Regions from separate parts of the Homo sapiens genome. Here all the other regions are linked to region 1. The links are chromatin loops, found by intact Hi-C in ENCODE. Cell type or tissue: PC-3. All regions are shown on one strand. Region 1 holds the start of ADGRG2 (adhesion G protein-coupled receptor G2). Region 2 overlaps ADGRG2 (adhesion G protein-coupled receptor G2). Region 3 overlaps ADGRG2 (adhesion G protein-coupled receptor G2). Region 4 has its middle 9.2 kb from the start of PDHA1.

Evidence for each region. Hi-C counts contacts between places; a loop is a spot of excess contacts. Peaks named below come from ENCODE experiments on the same cell type or tissue, not always from the same donor. Only the 100,000 strongest peaks of a DNase experiment are listed, where the experiment ranks them.
Region 2: a loop joins it to region 1, with 5 times the contacts of the local background. A loop is called at or near these places in 2 of 110 quality-filtered maps.
Region 3: a loop joins it to region 1, with 4 times the contacts of the local background. A loop is called at or near these places in 2 of 110 quality-filtered maps.
Region 4: it touches region 1 in a loop (6-fold over the local background); 4 of 110 quality-filtered maps call a loop at or near these places.

What each region holds. Positions count from the first base shown.
Region 1 is chrX:19,119,976-19,124,975 of GRCh38, reverse strand. ADGRG2 (adhesion G protein-coupled receptor G2) reads left to right here and starts at 2,508. Exons shown (of 29, transcript NM_001079858.3): 1 at 2,508-2,534. In PC-3, a CTCF peak has its summit at 2,739; no DNase peak of the experiment used is centred here; H3K4me3 peaks cover 1,576 bases; H3K27me3 peaks cover 2,021 bases.
Region 2 is chrX:19,014,802-19,019,801 of GRCh38, reverse strand. It overlaps ADGRG2 (adhesion G protein-coupled receptor G2), which reads left to right. Exons shown (of 29, transcript NM_001079858.3): 15 at 137-203. All of the region lies in intron 2 of LOC101928415 (a long non-coding RNA gene), which reads right to left. Among named protein-coding and RNA genes, the nearest start is that of PHKA2, 33 kb to the right of the region's middle. In PC-3, a CTCF peak has its summit at 2,318 (motif pointing left); DNase peaks (open chromatin) are centred at 2,331 and 3,001.
Region 3 is chrX:19,038,064-19,043,063 of GRCh38, reverse strand. ADGRG2 (adhesion G protein-coupled receptor G2) reads left to right here. Exons shown (of 29, transcript NM_001079858.3): 4 at 2,840-2,875. All of the region lies in intron 2 of LOC101928415 (a long non-coding RNA gene), which reads right to left. Among named protein-coding and RNA genes, the nearest start is that of PHKA2, 56 kb to the right of the region's middle. In PC-3, CTCF peaks have their summits at 2,472 (motif pointing left) and 2,491 (motif pointing left); no DNase peak of the experiment used is centred here.
Region 4 is chrX:19,332,209-19,337,208 of GRCh38, reverse strand. No RefSeq gene overlaps it. Among named protein-coding and RNA genes, the nearest start is that of PDHA1, 9.2 kb to the left of the region's middle. In PC-3, CTCF peaks have their summits at 1,816, 2,016 (motif pointing right) and 2,916; DNase peaks (open chromatin) are centred at 1,988 and 2,908.

The DNA of each region.
Region 1 (5,000 bases):
TTACAGGGGCAAGCCACTGTGTCTGGCTACCAGTTTTTGATAAAGCTAAACTTACCATATGACATAGCACTCTTACTTCTAGGTATTTACCTAAGTGAAATAGAGGTTTATATTCACACAAAAAGCTGTATGTGAATATTTATATTGCCTTTATTCACAATAATCAATAGCTGGGGCTACAGGCATGCACCGCCATGCCTGGCTGATTTTTTTTTATTTTTTATTTTTACAGAAATGGAGTCTCACTATGTTGCTCAGGCTGGTCTTGAACTCCTGGGCTCAAGCAATCCCCTCACCCCAGCCTCCCAAAGAGCCTTAAAGTCCTTTTTTAAACAGCAAGTTTGTTTAAAGGAAAAGCATACTTACTCTGGTATCACGCTTAACTTTAGAAATTCAAGCAACTGTTAATATGAGATAGACATATATTAACTTGTTATTGACGTGAGACATACATACAGAAAAGTGCTCATAGATCCGTTTAAACTGTACCCAGATCAAGAAGCCAGACATTACCTGTAAGCCCTTCTTATTCTCCAGTGACCGCTATCCTAACAGCATAGGTTAGTTTTGCCTGTTTTATCCTTTACAGAAACAAAATCATATAGTGTCTGTGTTTTTGGGCCTGACTTCTTCACTCAACATTGTTTCAGAGGTTCATCTATATTAAGCATAGCAGTGGTTCATGCAGTCTCATTGCTGTCTGGGATTCCGCTTTGTGACTATACCATCACAATGTCTGCGATCCATTCTGTTGGTGGGCATCTGGGTCATTTCCAATCTGGGCTATTGCAAATATACTGGTATGATATTCTAGTTCATATCCTTTGGTAAACATACACACTGATTGAGGTTGTGTGTACATCCAGAAGGGGAATTGCTGGTCAGAGGGTAGTTGTACTCTCAGCTTTAATAGATTCTGCCAAAGAGTTTTCCAAAATGCTTGTAAAAATTTACACTCCCACTAGCGGTGTATGAAAATTCTTTAGGTATGAGGTCTATGTAAAGCAAAAATAAAGAAGTTAATATGCAAAAGTTATATGTAAGTTAAAAATACGTGTTAAGTTCATTCAAACGGAACCAATTTAACCCGTTGGAGTAATACCGGGTGTGTTTATTTAATACACCATTTTCCCCTTCATCAAAACTTTTAATTTATGTAACCTGGATGAGCTTCCTGACTCTACTCTCCCTTAATCCAATCAGTTAAAAGTCTCTCTGAAAAGACTGTCCATTCATTTATTCAGTTAGAATGTTGTGAGTGTTAATAAACTGGTGTTTGCAAAACAAATTCAACCCCTCCTGCAAAGCAGAATATACATCTCGCCCATCATGTGTCTAAAATGGCAGAGTCAGCCAGGATATGCCTTAAAGATCTGCACTTGATAACCATCGCGTCTCCAGGGCTGTGAATGCAATTCAGAATCCAGAATTTTGTTCTAGTTGTAAAGGAAAAATGGTATATTCTCCCGCAGGTTTAACGAAAGAGAACGATGCCTTTAAAACGACAAAGCATTTTGCAAACACAGGTGTTATTCGACTATAAAGGCGGCGGGGGAGGGGGGCAGTAAAATGAGCCGGAAAGGGAATTCAGAGCGCTTATTTTTTCCCTGGTCTCTACAACTAATTCGTATTGTAGAACTGAGCCTCCATTTTCCCATCTGTAAAATAGGGTACTTTGACAAATTGCTTAGGGGATCTGTAAGTCCTATCCAGATCTAGTTTTTATTCTATGACCATGCAGGAGGAGAGATGCTGAGACAGAAAGGTAGAGGGGACCAGGGACAACTCACTTTATATACCCCCTCCACCTCGACCCCCAGCAGGCAGAGCGCCCGAGATCCCGGTTTCTGGGAACCCGGTGTATTTCCAGTCCTTCACCAGGAAAACCATCGAACTGAATCCTTTACTGGGACATTTCTCGTTTACTGCTCTCTCCAAATTCCCCTCTCAAGTGGTCTGACATCTGATCTCCGGATTCAGGAATATCTTGGTAGAAGTGCGCCCTCGGGGCTCCCACCCATTACAGCGTGCGACACTGAAACGGGCATATGGGTACCGGGGCGAGCCCTAAAGGTGAGCCGCTGAGTCTGGAGGTTGGGGTCCGTTGGGGTCCCCAAGGAGGAGCTCGCTGGGCTGGACGCCGGGCATCTGAGGGTCCCGCAGTGCCTGGAGCCCAGGAGCGCTGCGGGGCCCCCGGCTGCGGTGGGGTGGGCGGCCGAGCTCGCCGCCCCCGCTTCTCCCCGGCCCCTGCCCCTGCCCCGAGCTCCCAGCCCGGCTTCGGCCGGCCGCGCTGCCCGCTCCCCCTCCTCCCTCCGCGCCCCGCCCGCTCCCCACCTCCGCGCCCAGCCTCGCCGCCGCCGAGCGCCCGACGCGCCACGCCGCGCTGGGCAGCTGGAGAGCTGGCGGCGGAGCGGGCCGGGAGCGGCGGGGGCGGCGCCGAGGCCGCGGGCGGGGGGAGGAGGGCCGCAGCCCCGGAGAGGGGAAAAGGCGGGCCGGACGGCGCCAGCAGCCAGCCCCGAGGACGCGAGCGGCAGGTAAGCGCTCGGCGCCAGGACGGGTCTGGCCCCTTGGGGTCCTGAGACCCAGACTCGCACAGCCGGCCACGGGCGCTGGAGGCTCGGGCGCAGCGTCTAGCCCCGGAGGGCGGCGGGCCAGCGGGCCGGCGGGACGAACGCGCCTTCCGCCCGGCTGCTGTTCCTAGCCGGGGCCCGGGAACATCCTGAAAGGCGGAGGCGTAGCTCCCAGCCCCGGGGCTAGTTCCCCGACTGGGGGAGCCCGCGCGCCGTGGGAAAGGAGGCTCCAAGGGGAGACGCGCGTCTCCAAAACCTTCGGACGGAGCCGTACTTTCCCCAACCCGCGGGAAACTGAGCCACGAGCCTGACTCGCGCGGGTGGTGTGCTAGACGCCAACTCCCGGGAGCCCGGCTCCGCGCGCCTGGTCGGGCTGCGGCGGTGCTGGCGGAGCGCGAACGCGCCCGGGCCCCGGACGGCTTGGGGCGGCACCACTCGGCGCGGCCCCGAACAGGTGGCCCCGGGCACCGAGGGACGGAGCGGCGGCCCGGAGCCAGGGGGTGAGCACGCCGGGGAAGGAGGGGGCTCGTGGTCTCGGAGTGAGCGCATTTCGGCAGGGACTCGAGTTTCGAGGCTCCGAAACCCGATAAAAAGTGAGGGGGAAGAAGAGAGCTGACCTCCCGAGAGCCAGACGAAGCAGGGGACAGGTTTTCCGTGGCTGCTTCGACAGTGACAGTCTGTACTGTGCACGATAATCCCCCAGGGATCCCGTTAAAATGAGATTCTGATCCCGCAGGTCTGGGGTGGGGGCCGAGCGTCTGCATTTCTAAGAAGCTCCCAGTGGCTGCTGATGCTGTTCCATGGACCACACTTTATCCGGCAGGCCCTACGGAAGTACTTTTTGTCCAGCAGGCTGAAAACCTTAGGAAAAGTGGGAGATTGGGAGACGAGGTCCTAAGACTTTACAGTATGTATAGCTTTAATACCTCTTTGCCACCTCTACCCCCAAACGCACGCAAAAACACTTGCTACTATAAAGGCCAAGGGAAACTTTCCCTTCGCCCCCTGAAGGTTCGCTTGAAAAATTAACTGACAAAGACAGATTGATTGGAGAAAAGGCATGCAAATGTATTAATGTGTCCACGGGGAGAGAACAATAGAGTGATTACCCCCAGCCCCCCAATGGGGTACAGAAGCATGTAGATTATCTTGAGGTTACAGAAAGAAAGGGGTCTCAACGCATGGCCCCAAACAGGTTATGGTGGTAAAAGAGGTTGTGAGAGGGGGAGAAGAGGAGGCTTGGCCAGCAAAAATGGTCTGGAGATGTCAATGAAACCTCACAGGTGGCAGCCCTCAGAGAGAATAAACAGTAAATGTTTCTTTCAGACCTTTAAAGGGGTCAGATCCTCAGTTAATTTCTCTTAGATCTGGACAAGGGAGGACCTCGATAAAGCCTGGCTACATCCGTGCAGATTCTCTACAAATGCAAATCTTCCGCACCAAGGACAGCTTTGCATTAGCTCTACTGGCTGGCTTTCTAAATACGTCAATATTTAGAAATATGTCAACTATTTCAAAATATGTCAAAGAAATATATTTTGGGGTAAAATGATTTGATTTCCTTCACTACTCATTTAATAGCGAAATATTTTACTTTTCTTACCAACTTTCTAGCCAAATACATGATCTGATAGCAGGGCTGGCTTCATGGACATGCATCCTGCACTTGGTTTAATGCTGAAATTCTTAATTTTTGAACAAGGGGCCTCTCCTTTTCATTTTGCACTGGGTCCCACAAATTATGTAGCTGATCCTAATAGTCACCATACGTGGAAAGAGAACCCATTTTTTGATCAGGGTTTGAGATGGTGGGTGATGGAGAGTAGAGGTTTATTAAGGGAAGACTAGCTAGATGTTGCAGTTATCTCCAATCTTTCTCAACTCCTCTTTGGCTATCTGAAGAGATAAGTCTAAGAGCATACCCAGGCATGCATGGTGTGACAAAATTTATTACTTTATTAATATCAACAGTTAACAGTTTATTAGGAGCTTAATTATTGATAGACAATACAATTAAGTTTGATATTGAAATAATTTTGTAAGTTTATTGACAAGTTGTGTGTTATTTTCAAAGGATTGGGGAGTCTCTATTTAGCATCTCATAAAATTTTGCTTAGTTAAGATCTAAGATGAGCTGGACATTGCTTGGTTTGGCAGCTTTCACAGCTCAAATGCAAAGCTGGAAAACAAAAAGTGGCCAAATTTTGTAGCTTTTCAGGAGTATTCTTTTACAGGGCCTCAGCGTGATGCCAGCCCGGATCGGATTCCCTTCTGCTTTTATCACTCCCACATCTCTGCAAGGTGACTTTCATTAAAAGGGGGATAGAGCATATTTAGCTACTGAAAAACACTGAAGAAAGGCAGGGCCAGCATCAGTATTTTGTCTGTGAAGAAATCTTGCCCAAAAAACACAGATTCCAGGTGTGTGTA
Region 2 (5,000 bases), 110 kb after region 1:
ATTTTATCACCTGTTTTAGACAATTGCTCTTTTAAATGCAGTGTAGGAACCGTGATACTTAATGGTTCTGAGCTGCCACCTTGCTTTGTTCTTGACCGTGCATTTTTCTTACTCCTTTTCCTTTTGTCTCTCCTAGAACACTGCTGCTGTTCTGTCAGGATACCCTGCCCTTCCTCCCCAGAAGAGTTGGAAAAGCTTCAGTGGTATGTAACAAACATGCTGACCCTTCTCCTTAAAAAAAAAAAAAAAAAAATCACCATGCTAGCTAAGGAGTTTTAGAATTTTGGGAGTAAAGAAGGCTTTCAATTTTAGGGAAAATGCAGTTTTCTGCAGTATGAAGTTTCCACTTGGACCACTGCCTTAAACCAGTGGTTTGAAATCTTAGCTGCACATTAGAATCACCTGGGGAGCATTAAAAACACTGACTCCCAAGACTCACCAACTAAATGTTTTGTCATTTTAAAAACATGTTTGACGGTCTGATAGGTGAGAAATGGTAGCTCAGTGTTACTTTAATCAACATTTCCTTACTAAGGCAGAGTCTGAACATTTTTTCATATATTTGGGGGCTGTTTTGTATCTTTTTGTGAATTACATGTACATGTCTTTTCTGTATTTTTTCTAATTGATATCTGATCCATTATTTAAGAGTACTTTAGCCGGGCACGGTGGCTTACGCCTGTAATCCCAGCACTTTGGGAGGCCAAGGTGGGCGGATCACGAGGTCAGGAGATCGAGACCATCCCGGCTAACACGGTGAAACCCCAGCTCTACTAAAAATACAAAAAAAAATTAGCCGGGCATGGTGGCGGGCGCCTGTAGTCCCAGCTACTCAGGAGGCTGAGGCAGGAGAATGGCATGAACCTGGGAGGCGGAGCTTGCAGTGAGCCGAGGTTGCGCCACTGCTCTCCAGCCTGGGTGAAAGTGCAAGACTCCGTCTCAAAAAAAAAAGTACTTCATATATTGTGCATATTAGCTCTTTATATGCATATCTATGGTATATGTTGCAAATATTTTCTCCCAGTATTTTAGTTGTCTTTTGACTTTATCATGTTTTTTGTCATGGAAATTTTGAAACAATTTTATGTAGTTAAATACGAAAAAGTTCATCTTTTCCCCAGTGATCTGAGATGTCACCTTTGTCTTATACTAAATTTTGATAGACATTTGGGTCTAATTCTGGATGTTAGATGTTAACACTGGGTGACCAAGCTGCGTGGGAGGTATACAGAGCTGTTTGTATTGTTTTTATAGTATTTCTGTAAACCTAAAATTAGTTCCAATAAAAAGTTAAAAAAAAATACTGATTCCCAGTCACCAGGCTCAGAGATTCTGATTTAATTGGCCTGGGATATAGCCTAGGCATTAAGGCCCTTCTGGACCAGGCAAGGTAGCTCACGCCTGTAATCTCAGCACTTTGGAAGGCCCAGGTAGGAGAACTGCTTGAGCTCAAGAGTTCAAGATCAGCCTGGGTGAGATCTCATTTCTACTAAAAAATTAAAAAAAAACAAACAAACAAACAAACAAAAAACTGGGCATCGTGGCACGTGCCTGTAGTCTGAGGTGGGAGAATCACTTGAGCCCAGGAACTCAAGGCTGCAGTGAGCTATGTTCATGCCACTGCACTCCAGCCTGGGCAACAGAGCAACACGCTGTCTCAAAAAAAATAAAAATAAAAATAAAAATAAAAGCCCTGCTGGCGATTCTAATGTGCAACCAAAGTTGAGAATTGATGCCTTAAAATCATTGCTCCAATGGAGGGAAACTGGGAGATGGGTGCTCCAAAACAGCAAAAGACTCTGAAAGTCACACATGATGTGACCACAGGTGTATACATAGAAAAAAACAGGGAGGACAGGAATGAAAATGTTCACTGTGGTTCCCCATGAGTGACCTGCCTGCTGGCATTATGAGTTTTGTTTGTTTTTTTTTTTTACTTTTTCTTTTCTTTCTTACTTTGCAGCATTTTCTATATTCTTCTACAATCAGATAAAAATTGTATTTGGAAAAAAAGGACTTAAAAAAATCTGTGTAGCTTCTCAGATGGGAAGAGAAGGCTAAGTGTAGCCTGTCTGCCCTTTGTGGGCCAGATTTCTGGGATATACTAATATTAAAACGTTGGACCTTGAGGAACAGGTAAAAGTCTTTGGTTAAGGATTTGTAGCAGGATTTTCTGCAATAGAAAGTAAAGAGTAACATGCCCCATTCAGCTTCACATGCCCCATTAAGCTGGAGCATTGAGCCCCATTTTGGGGATAGAGTTTCTGGAAGCATTGGGATCGGATCAGAAGAGCATCCCTCTTTTGACGCAGCCCCACTGACCCCTAGTGGCTGCCCCTAGTGGTTAAGAAGAAGAAACAGGAATAGAAAAGGGGTCAGGATGTGAAACTGATGTCCAGTTAGGGCTCAGTCATTAACTAGCTGTGTATCCGTGTTCCAGAGCAGATGCTTTTTTACCTTCAGCATCTCAGATCAAATGAAGAAGTGAGTTAGAGCTCTGTAAAATTAGGAAATGGACTGGATCAACACTTCTCAAATATCACCGTGCACATCCATCACTCAGGATCTTGTTAAAATGCAGATTCTGATCCAGTAAGGCCTGGGCCTGAAAGTCTGCATTTCTGACAAGCTCCTCAGGTGAAGCCAGTGTTGCTGGTTCATGGACCCCACTTTGAGCACCGAGGGTCTGTATAGAGACTGTAGAGCAGTGCTAGTGGTTCTCAATCCTGGCTGCATGTTGAAATCCTCTGGAGCGTTTTAAAAACATTGATGCAGCTGGGCATGGTGGCTCACGCCTGTAATCTCAGCACTTTGGGAGGCCGAGGTGGGAGGATTGCTTGAGGCCAGGAGTTCGCGACCAGCCAGGGCAACATAGTGAGACCCTGTCTCTACAAACAGTTTTTAAAAATTAGCCGGGCAGGGTGATGTACACCTGTAGTCCCAGCTGCTTGGGAGACTGAGGTAGGAGGGGTCACTTGAGCCTGGGGAGTGGAGGCTGCAGTGAGTCATGATCATGTCACTGCATTCCAGCCTGGGTGATAAAGCAAGACCCTGTCTCTGAATGAATGAATGAATGAATTTAAAAATACATCGATGGGTGGGGGGAGGGGGGAGGGATAGCACTGGGAGATATACCTAATGCTAGATGACGAGTTAGTGGGTGCAGCGCACCAGCATGGCACATGTATACATATGTAACTAACCTGCACATTGTGCACATGTACCCTAAAACTTAAAGTATAATAATAATAAATAAATAAATAATAAAAAATAAAAAATAAAAACAAAAATACATCGATGCCTGCCTCCCACCCTCAGAGACTGGTGTAGGATGTGGCCTGGGCTTCCCAGTTTTTAAAAACTCCTGGGTGGGGTGGTTCTAATGTGCAGCCAAGTTCGAGAACCACTGGGCTAGAATTAGATGCCCACCCAGGGTCTTTCTAATATGTTGGTTCTTAGGTTTAACTGTACATTAGAAATACCTGGGGTATTTTTAAAACATACTGATGTGTCAAGGTGGCCTTCTAGGGTGCTGGAAATGCTCTGCTTTGATCTAGGTGGTGATTATATATAAAATTCGTCAAGCTCTAAATCTAAGATTAGTACACTTTATGCAGGCTACACCGCAGTAAAGAAGCACATTAAAATGCCATGCATTAAAATGGGCACTGCGCCCACCGCCAGAGGTTCCAGGTCAGCTGGTTTGGAGTGGGAGCCCAGGCATCGGTGCCGAGGTACTCTGAGGGGTTCAGATGTACTGCTGGCATTGCCCACCACTGCTCTGCCGCTTCCCTGTGTGCCTCACAGTGGATGGAGGGCTCTGACTAGCATAAATGACAGGAGTAGAAGGCAACCTCTTCACAGTTGAGCCCAGTGAACGGGGCCTTCTGAAGGCCCCCAGATAAGCTGAAGAAAATTTAATGTATACTTTGCAAAGCACCTTTACCCCAACTTGGCCAGGTGGGTTGCTACAGTGTACAGTTTAGGGAATGGAGCCTGAGAGATGTTGGGTAAATTGTCCACAGGAGTAGTGAAAGCTGGAGCCCTAGTGAAGGTTGTTTGTTCGTTTGTTTGTTTGTTTCTGAGACAGAGTTTCGCTCTTTCACCCAGACTGGAGTGCAGTGGTACAATCTTGGCTCACTGCAACCTCCGCTACCCGGGTTCAAGTGATTCCCCTGCCTCAGCCTCCCGAGTAGCTGGGATTATAGGCACCCGCCACCACGCCTGGCTAATTTTTGTATTTTTAGTAGAGACAGGGTTTCGCCATGTTGGCCAGGCTGGTCGCAAACTCCTGACCACAGGTGATCCACTGCTTCGGTCTCCCAAAGTGTTGGGATTACAGGCGTGAGCCATCGTGCCCAGCCAAGTCTAGGCTTTTTGACTCATGATGTTTCTGACTGTCTGACACCCTTTATCCTCACTGCCCCGAACCTCAGGGGATGCAGGGAGGCCTGTGGCCAAGTGACCAGCCAGACTGGACCAAGCAGGCTTTTCTTTTTATAGATGTGACTTGCTTTAGGCCCCTTGACCTAATATTCCTCCCTCTTCTCACCCTAGAGAAGCTCTAAGAACACATTCTTGTTGGTGTTCTAAGTCTCCATCTGACACTAGATCGATCAGAGGCTTCCTTGAGTAAATATTCCCTGGGTAATAATTTGTTGCTCCTCCTCTAGTTGTTCCTCCCTAGATCTCTCAAGACTGATGGATCTTGTGCCAGAGAGTAGGTGAGGACTTCTCCACCTTTGATGCCCATGAAAATCACCAGAGAGTTTAGAAAATACATATGCCCCATCCCAAGACCAGCTGAATCAAACACAGAGGAGTGGGCCATAGAAATCTATATACACATATGTTTTAAAAAGTGTTCTGGGCCAGGCACAGTGGCTCACGCCTGTAGTCCCAGCACTTTGGGAGGCTGAGGCGGGCAGATCATCGGAGGTCAGGAGTTCGAGACCAGCCTGGCCAACATAGCAAAACCCCATCTCTACTAAAAATACAAA
Region 3 (5,000 bases), 82 kb after region 1:
AGAGCCCTGTACATTTCATGATGAAAGAGACCAGCCCTGGGCTGGTCCAACCCCTCATCTACTTTTTTTTTTTGAAACAGAGTTTGGCTCCGTCGCCCAGGCTGGAGTGCAGTGGTGTGATCTCAGCTCACTGCAACCTCCGCCTCCTGGGTTCAAGCAGTTCTCATGCCTCCGCCTCCCAAGTAGCTGGGATTGCAGATGTGCACCACCACGCCTGGCTAATTTTTATATTTTTAGTAGAGACGGGGTTTCGCCATGTTGGCCAGGCTGGTCTCGAACTCCTGGCCTCAAGTGATCCTCCCACCTCGGCCTCCTAAAATGCTGGGATTATAGATGTGAGCCACTGCGCCCAGCCTTATCTACATTTTGATCAAGTTTCAGCTCTTGATTATAAGCCCACGCCTATCAAACTCAGGGATGGAGGACCAGTTTTGTGAGTTTCCCAGAAAACTTCCTTCTCTGCTCTGGCTCTTCTCTTACCCTTGACTTGTCCATTTTTTTCTAATAAGTAAGAAAGAGGTGAAACTCAAATCAGCCCCCTGTGTGTACACAGCTGTGGTCAACAGATTTGGCAGTGGAGAAGGTTGGAACTATGGCCATCCACCGGGCAAAATTGTCAGTGAAGCAATGTTAGCCTCTGTTGCCCCTCGACGTCACTCTCCATCCCTCTTCTCTGGTACCTAACTCTTCCCAGGTGCCTTCATCCTGCTCCCCGCCTTTGCCAGGTGCCTGCCCTTCTTCACTTTACCTGCCCACACTGACAGGTGTCATTCTGAGGGTAGTCCATATTGAATGTTGATTTTACCCAGGGCTTTCCCACGTTGCCCAGTGTGGTAGCTCTTTGCTAGATGATCAGATGAATTCACCCAATTCAAATGAACTCATACTAAGATGTGAATGACTGATGACCCCTTCAGTGTTCCCAAAGGTATTTTTTCAATTAACCCTTTCAGGCTGGGCATGGTGGCTCACACCTGTAATCCCAGCACTTTGGGAGGCCGAGGTGAGTGCTTGAGCCTCAGGAGTTCAAGACCAGCCCTGGCAACATAGTGAGACCCCCATCTCCACAAAAAATAAAATAAAAAAATTAGCCAGGTGTGGTGGTGCGTACCTATGGTCCCAGCTATTCAAGAGGCTGAGGTGGGAGGATCACTTGAGCCTGGGATGTCTGAGGCTGCAGTGAGCCACAACCGCACCACTGCACTCCAGCCTGGGCAACAGAGTGAGACCCTGTCTCAAAAACAAAATTAACCCTTTAAAAGCTAACTCAACAGATTAGTGGAATATTAAAGTAGCATGAGAGATACAGAAGAACAGAGACTAAGGAAGAAGTAACTGCAATTAAATTAGGGCACCAAAGCACCTAGCCACTTGCCTACATTTGCCTTGTTGGCTGCAGGGTTATTGGGGAACTTGGGCACTCATTCAGTCCTGCTTTCGAGCCGAACTATGATTTTAATTATCCCAGAAAACAATCAGTACCCTACCATCATTTCAAGAAAATAGGCTCCTGGAGGCTACCAGGTATGTTTCACTGTGCAATGTTAGTTTGCAAACATACTTATTCTTTCCTATTAATTGTATCTCAAGATAACATTGTAAAAATATCCCTTTGTAATTAATTTTTTTAATGTATAAGATAACACCCCATGTGGGTCAGTATTTGGGGATGTAACACTTCTAAAGGGTAGTATAAATTGGTCCAAGTTTTCTCTAGGGCATTTTGCAAACAACATTTATGGAATTTCTGAAAGAAATAGCCACATATGTATGTAAAAATTTAGCCCAAAGGATTTATTGCAGCATTGTTTGTAATCATGAAAAATCATACACACCAAAATGCCCATTAAGAGGAAATTTGTTATATAGATAAATAGTACATACAACAATTGAAGTGCTATTCAGCCATCATAGATGGTGTTGTGGAAAATTGTTTGATGATATAGAATGACGTTCATGATATATTGTCATGAGAAAAATCAAGTTATAAATATTTTTGTGTGATATAATCCTTATACATACATATATATACATATAAACATATATGCATGTATCTGTATATATGTAAATATATACACATATAAACACATGCATATATCTATATATGTAAATATATATACACACATAGAGAAATAATATATACTAACATGTTAATGTCATTTTTCTCTGAGTGGTGAAATTATAGATGGTTTTTATTTTCTTCTTCTTGCTTATCTGTAATTTCTCGTTTCTCCAATATGTATGTATTATTTTCATAGATAGAAATATAGAATTACTTTTCTTTTAAGAGATCTGAGCATTTTCCCCAAATAAATAACTCAGCAGCTCTTGTAGTTTATAAACCCAGAGGTGTCTGATCTAGCTTAACTCATAAGAAAGAAATGGCTTAATAGATATAACGTCTGTGCTCAAAAGCAGCACAGTTAATGGAAGTTTAATTTATGCAAACATACACGTTAAAAAGTATTGATTAGGCTGTTGAAAATAATAGTAAATTAACATACTGCCCTCTTTTGGTAGCTATTTGTAATTCAGCTTACGTTCACTTCCATTAAAGATGTTAATCTCCTACAAATGTGTGCATAAATTAAACTAATTTTATCTTATTTTTTAAAATAAATTTTATTGTGCACATTTGAGGTTTATAACATGATGGGATGGAGTACATATGGATAGTGAAATTGTTACAGTAGTGAGGCTGATAAACATTCACATACTTTTTTTTAGTGACATGAGTAGCTGAAACCTACTTATTTGACAAAAAATCCTTAATATAGTACAATTTTATTGATTTTAGTCCTCATGAAACTAATTCTGAATCACCTCTTTTCCTCAACAGAAGATACTGATAATTCCAGTTTGTCACCACCACCTGGTAAGTTGTTTTTTTAGAACTCTGGGGAATTTCAGGAAAATATTATTCTGTAAGTTCTCTATGAAACATGGCATGTAGTCAGGTACAACAAAATTGTTTTCCTCCAAGAAGCTTAATTAGGTCATTAAGCCTACACCTGAAAAATCAATGCAAGCATAGACCAGAGGACAGTCATATTGATCCGTCCATATTGCGGGACAAAGCCAGGCAACAAATCACAGGGGACTAAATTGTTAGTTTTCATTACAGTAATTACTTAAGTTCAGCAGTTATTTTTAGTATTCTAGTTCACAAGTCTCTTGAAGAGTATCAGGAACATAAACATGCCAGATGTTTTTACATTTAAGGGAGGAGATGAGATGAGATGTTCACTTAAATATACACCCTCAGTACCTCCACTGAAAGGATATTTTTCACTAGGATTCTAAGGGCCCAGCACTCACCAGAATGGGAAGGCAAATACATTAGAACCCAGATTGGCAAGTGCCTGGAACAGAACCTGAATTCGAGACTGCTAGCTGGAATGGGACCTTAGGGATAAAGTGACCCAGCCCTGTCCATTAGTTGATGAGATAATGAAGCCTGGAGTGGCTGAGGAACTTCTCTAAGATCACACAGCTCCTTGCTCCACATCACACAGAGGCAGCACATGGCTTCTCTGACTCCTACTTCTGTATTCTTTTGGGTACACCATCTATTCCAGAACAATCTTTTATGATGGGGAGTGAGTCAACTCACATTCTTTCTGTAGTTGTGTGCAAATGAGCTTCTACTGTTATTGATTCATTATTTAAATCCAATTAATCACAATAGCTATACTTCTCATGCACTACTATGTATCTGGAAGCCTTCAGACATCTCCTCGTTCTCCTCTCAGTCTTGCAGCATAGGAAATATTCGTGTTATAGATGAGGAAACTGGGGCTTGGGGAGGATAAAACATGCTCGTGTTCACACATTCTCTGGAGCCAGATGACTTGAGTTGTAATTTGGCCACCACCTTCCTGCCTTCATTCCTAGCTGTGTGGTTTTGGGCTAGTTCCTTTAACCTTTCCATGCCTCAGTTTCCTCTCCTGTAAATTAGGGAGAATAATAGTAGCTGTTGTCGGGTAGTTGTGAAGACGGAATGAGATAACATATGTGCCAGGCACAGTGTAAACCCTTGGTAAGTGGTAACTATTATTTTTACGAGTTTTTGAGTAATGGGGCAAAGATTCAAACCCAGGACTGCAGGCCTCCAAAGTCCAAGCTCTTTTGATCTCGCCAATTTGCCCCCTAGTTGTTAAGCTTCTAGGGCACAATGAACCACTATATTTTTCTTCCAATAGAATAGTCCTTAGCAAACTGAATCATGGTGATATCTGCAAAACCTTGTTTGCATAGAATAGGGAATGGGACTCTGGGGGGACACACTGGGTCTAGTCACAGCCTGGCTTCTGGGTGCCCTGGGGGAGAGCAGTGCAAACTGGAAGGTAAGAGCCAGTGTAGCATCAAGGGATGGATGGGCAGCCATGCCCAGAGGTCTCTTCTTTGCACAGTGTCACCATTCATCAACATTCGGAAGAATTAATAGTCATTCCTTAAAAACTAGTTGTGGCCAATTATTTTGTTCTGCCCCAAGAGCAAAAAGGATTCTATATCTACACTTTGAATCTTATTGCTCAGGAACTGTCTTACTTCTCAAGAAATATCCTTGGTAATTTAAGAAATAAATAAATGTAGTAAATGACAAAATATGGAAACAATAATGTGGACAGACAGGGTGTGTGTGTTTCAGCCAACACAAGAGCAGTCTAAAGCAGGCCAGCCAAAGTGCCTTGACACACCCAACTTTGGTCCATACCAGCTGAAAATCAGGCTCCATACTGCAAAACTTATTTTAGTTATAAAATGTTGGTGTTTGCTTTTCCCATGTTTAGGTAGAGGTCAAGCCATTGAATCTTTTAAATATTTAAATATGCAAAATGTGTGTAGTAGATTGACTTCTTAGCTTAAGTGGAGTCATTCCACAGGAAATTTATCACTTGATTAATTGCCTTAATAGCAGCCATATTTTAAAATAACTTACCAGGAAATCTGGTTAGGTAGTACAGTATTGAGTGGTAGCAATTTTTTTAATCCTAAAT
Region 4 (5,000 bases), 210 kb before region 1:
TCAGTCCCCTTTGTTCAGTCCCCCTAGGTCCGTGCGGGTTACACTGAGCCAGGGAGGGTACACTTGAACCCAGGAGGCAGAGGTTGCAGTGAGCTGAGATCACGCCACTGCACTCCAGCCTGGGTGACAGAGTGAGACTTCGTCTCAAAAAAATATATATATATGCAGTTGGCTCAAAAGACTCTCAGGGCCGCCAGCCCTCGTGTGAATAGAGTCTAACCGTCTGACAAGCCACCTGTTTGGGTCTGCCTGGGATCAACACTTCATGAAGAAGCTTGTCACGGTTCCCAGAAGGAGAGAACAGGCCCTTGCCAAGCTTAAGGGAACAGGATGTATGGCACATTTTGTGCCTGCATAAATAAATGATCTGGATAGAATTCTGTCTATGACTTCTTTTTTTGTAGCATAATAGGTTATAGAGAAGGAAGGAGACAAAGAGCTTCATCTGCTTTAATTGTGGGACACAACCCTATTTATCCAACTGACATGGTGTCAAAGGGCCACATTCATTCACTCGTCCAACAGATATTTCAAGAGTGCCTATTCTAGGATGCAGGGCTATAAAAACCAGACAAAACCCTACATTGTAAAGTGACTTAGATCAGGTTGTAAAAACTGTTTTCAAAAGCAACTGGTAGATTTAATCAAAAGATATCCCGAGCTGCACACAGTGGCACATGCCTGTGGTCCCAGCTACTCAGGAGTCGGGAGGATCACTTGAGCACAGAGTTTGAGACCAGCCTGGGCAACATAGTGAGACCCCAACTCAAAAAAAAAAAAGGTATCCTGAGTTCTTTGGAAAGGCTCCAGAAAGCCAAGATTTCAAATCTCTACAGTTCTTCAAAGATGAAAGAATTGCGAAAATCATATAGGAAAGAACCCACTTATGTGGGCAACTAAAATTTAAGGAGTTGAGGACTTAGTAATTCTCAAAGTGCACCTCAGACAAGCAGCATCAACACAAACTGGGAAATCTGTTAGAAATGCACGTTCCCAGACCCCATCCCAAACCTCCTGAATAAGAAACTCTGGGAGTGGAAACCTGCAATCTTTGATTTAAAAAGTTCTCCGGGCTGGACACGTTGGCTCACGCCTGTAATCCCAGCATTTTGGGCGGCTGAGGTGGGAGGACTGCTTGAGGTCAGGCATTTGAGACCAGCCTGGCCAACATGGTGAAACCCCACTGCTACTAAAAATACAAAAATTAGTTGGGCGTGGTGGTGCACCTGTGGTCCCACCTACTTGGGAGGCTGAGGCAGGAGAATCGCTTGAGACTGGGAGGTTAAGACTGCAGTGAACTGTGATCACACCACTGCCCTCCAGCCTGGGTGCTAGAGCAAGACCCTGTCTCAGAAATAAAATAAAATAACAAGCTCTCCAGGTATTTTGGATGCCAAGTTTGAGGACCATAGATGTACTTTTTAACAAAGGACAATTCCGCCAGGTGGCATTCCAACATGAGAAATAACAAACAGATCTGTTCTGCAGTTTCAGAAAAATTCCACCAGGTGACTCACTAACCTGCGTACAGCCGTCCCCTTTATCCACGGTTTTGCTTTCTGCAGTTTCCGTTATCCACGGTCAACCTCTGCCAAAAATATTAAACAGAAAATTCTAGAAATAAACAATTCATGTTTAAAATTACATACTGTTCTGAGTAATGTGATGAAACCTCGCACCGTCCTGCTCTGTCCCGCCTAGGCTGTGAATCAGTACTTTGTCCACGGTATCCACACTGAATATGCTACCCCTCATTCGTCACTTAGCCATCTTGGTGATTAGATGGAAAAAGCCAGTATACAGAGAGCTTAGTACTATTCAAAAGTTTCAGGCATTCACTGGGGGACTTGGAACATATCCCCTGAAGATAAGGGTTGGCAGGGACCACTATAGTGGGAAAAACATATTTGTCCTGCAATTACGCGACAATTCTACCTGGTGGCACTCTAACCTGAGTAATAGGGAAGACCCTCATAAGCAATTGCAGGCAAATTCCATCAGGGGGCGATGTAATCAGAGTAATAAGAAAAACATATCTGTGTGCAATTACAAGAAAATGTTACTAGGTGGCACTCCAATCTCATTAATAAGAAAAACACCGCTACACCCCAGCCCGGACAACAGAGCCAGACTATTTCAAACAGAAAAAAGAAAAAAATCTCACCGGGTGCGGTGGCTCACGTTTGTAATCGCAGCACTTTGCGGGGGCCAAGGTAGGCGGATCACTTGAGGCCAGCAGTTGGAGACCAGTCTGGCCAACATGGCGAAACCCCATCTCTATTACAAAAGTACAAAATATGTCCCGGCGCGGTGGCTCACGCCTGTAATCCCAGCACTTTGGGAAGCCAAGGTGGGCGGATCACGAGGTCAGGCTTCTGAGACCAGCCTGGCCAACATGGTGAAACCCCATCTCTACTAAAAATACAAAAATTGGCTGGGCATGGTGGCGCGTGCCTGTAATCCCAGCTACTCGGGAGGCTGAGGCAGGAGAATCGCTTGAACCAGGGAGTTGGAGATTGCAGTCAGCTGAGATCACGCCACTGCACTCCGTCTCAAAAAAAATAAAAATAAAATAAAGAGTACAAAAAATTAGCCAGGCGTGGTGGTGTGCACCTGTAGTCCTAGCTACTCTGGAGACTGATGGGAGGATCACCTGAGCCTGGGAGGTGGAGGCTGCAGTGAGCCGAGTGCATGGCGCCACTGCACTCCAGCCCAGGCGACAGTGAGAACCTGTCTCAAAAAAAAAAAAAAAAAAAAAAAAAAAAAAAAAAAAAAAATCTGCCCTACAATCCTGCAATTTACATGACAACCCCACAGGGGGCATTCTAACATAAGAGATACAAAAATATATTCTGCAATTACACAAAATTCCACATGATGACACTCTAACACAACAAATTAAAAATTGTTATGCAATTATGTAAAAAGTCCACATCTAACATAAGAAATAAAAAGCCAGCTCTGCAGTTACATAAGAATTCCACAGGTGGTGCTGTAACATAATGAGAAAATTTGTCACGTGTCTGGAATTCTCTTGGAATTTAGTCAAGAACCATATTAATACATGGTGATAAACTTATAGAATTTATTTACTTGGTAAATTAAAATGTAAGTTAAAATTTAGTACATATGATTTGAATATATCTTAATATAGGGCTTATTCTTTGCATTTTAATGACTTGTTTGCACATTATTCCTACCAGTAGTAGATCCTCTGGGGCAGAAATCAAATAATCTAATTTTTCAATCTCCTCAACCTCTACTACAGTAGTTGATGCATAATAGGAAGAATGAATTAAAAACGTGAGGCTGGACATGGTGGCTCATGCCTGTAATCTGAGTACTTTGAGAGGCCGAGGTGGCAGATCACCTGAGGTCAGGAGTTCGAGACCAGCCTGGCCAACATGGTGAAACCCCGTCTCTACTAAAAATACAAAAACCAGCTGGGCGTGGTGGCAGGCGCCTGTAGTCCCAGCTACTTGGGAGGCTGAGACAGTTGGACGGGTAGGGGGAAATGTGATCAAGACTGGAATAACGATGTTCTTTTCAATGCCTTCAAGTTGAGATTTTTTTTAAAAAATAGTGAACTAAAACATAAGCAAAATTAAGTTTATTTTTAAAAAGTAAGACCTGTAGTCCTAGCTATTTGGGAGGCTGAGGTGGGAGGATCACTTGAACCCGGGCTGTAGTGATCTGAGATTGCACCACTGCACTCCAGCCTAGGCGACAGAGTGAGACCCTGTCTCAAAAAAAAGAAACTCAGTAAGAAAATTAGGTTTGATTGTGCTTTCAGAAGCTATTGAAACTATTTCAGTAACTTAGTTATTCAGGAACATGGTTTTCCAATTAACTGGGTTGATGGCCCAGAGGAGCCTGGAAAAGCTGCCTTTAGGGTCCCCACAGGATTCATCCCAGAAGGGAGTGTCTCACTCTGCCCAAGGCTGGGCTGCACCAGCAGCTGCAGAAGGACAAGGCAAGGGCCCGGTGATTTGCAGACCAGACACACTCGAGGCCAGGCTGGAGCTCGCTTAGGAAACCTGGGAAGCAGCCAAGCTCCCTTCCTGCCAGCTGGAGGCTCTTTCTGGTGCTAATTGCTGCCTCCTCCTTTTTGAGATCCCCCGAAGCCACAGAGTCCTGTTCCCTCATTCCATCAAAGCCTGCTTTCCTGGAGGCTCACCAGCTAATGTACCCCTGATTATTTCCAGTTCCACAGCCCGAAAGCTGTTTCTAAATCGGAAATCCGAATCTTCTGTCCTGACCGGCCTCTCCGTCTGACTGCCCTCAAGTTCACGGTCACACTGCTAACTTCAGGTCCAGTCTCCCTCACCACCTTCTGTTTTGCCTTTGGGAAGGGAATTTGCGTTTTCTTCCCAGCTAAAGACCTAAACTCCAAAGAAATCTCAAATGGTGGTGTTTTAGGCATCAGCCACTGATTAGGGATTGGTCAAAGACAAATCCAGGGCTCTTCCTGGCACTGGGCTGCGCTTTGGCCCCTGGTCTGCATTGCTCACACAGCTGGGAACTCCTGGGGCCCTGGGCTTTGACTCGCAGGGATGTTACAAGATGCCGTATTAGCCTATTTAAAAATCAAAATGGGTGTCCAGCGCCCTGGCATTCATGGTCTCTGTCATCAGTCACCGCTTCACACCCTGGAGCTTTGCAAAGCCCTGAGTGCCACACTACCGCCACTCCTCAGCTGTGCTCCACGGCACCTGAGCTTTCCCACACAGTTCTAGAGCCTTCTTCTAAACAGGACTGCGTCTGTCACTGCCTCCACCTCTGCACCTAGTTGGGCCACGCTTGTCCATGTCTCTCATCTGGGCTTCTTGCGGAGGTTAAGTAGCAGCCTTGTCCTGCTCCTGTCCACTCTCTATGCGGCAGTCAAGGGTGTCTTCCAAAAGCATAAACCAGATCTTGTCCCTCCCCTGCTTAATGCGCACCGGTGCTTTCCCACTGCAATTAGAGTAAAAGCCAGAGTTCTTACCAGGACCTATTAAGGC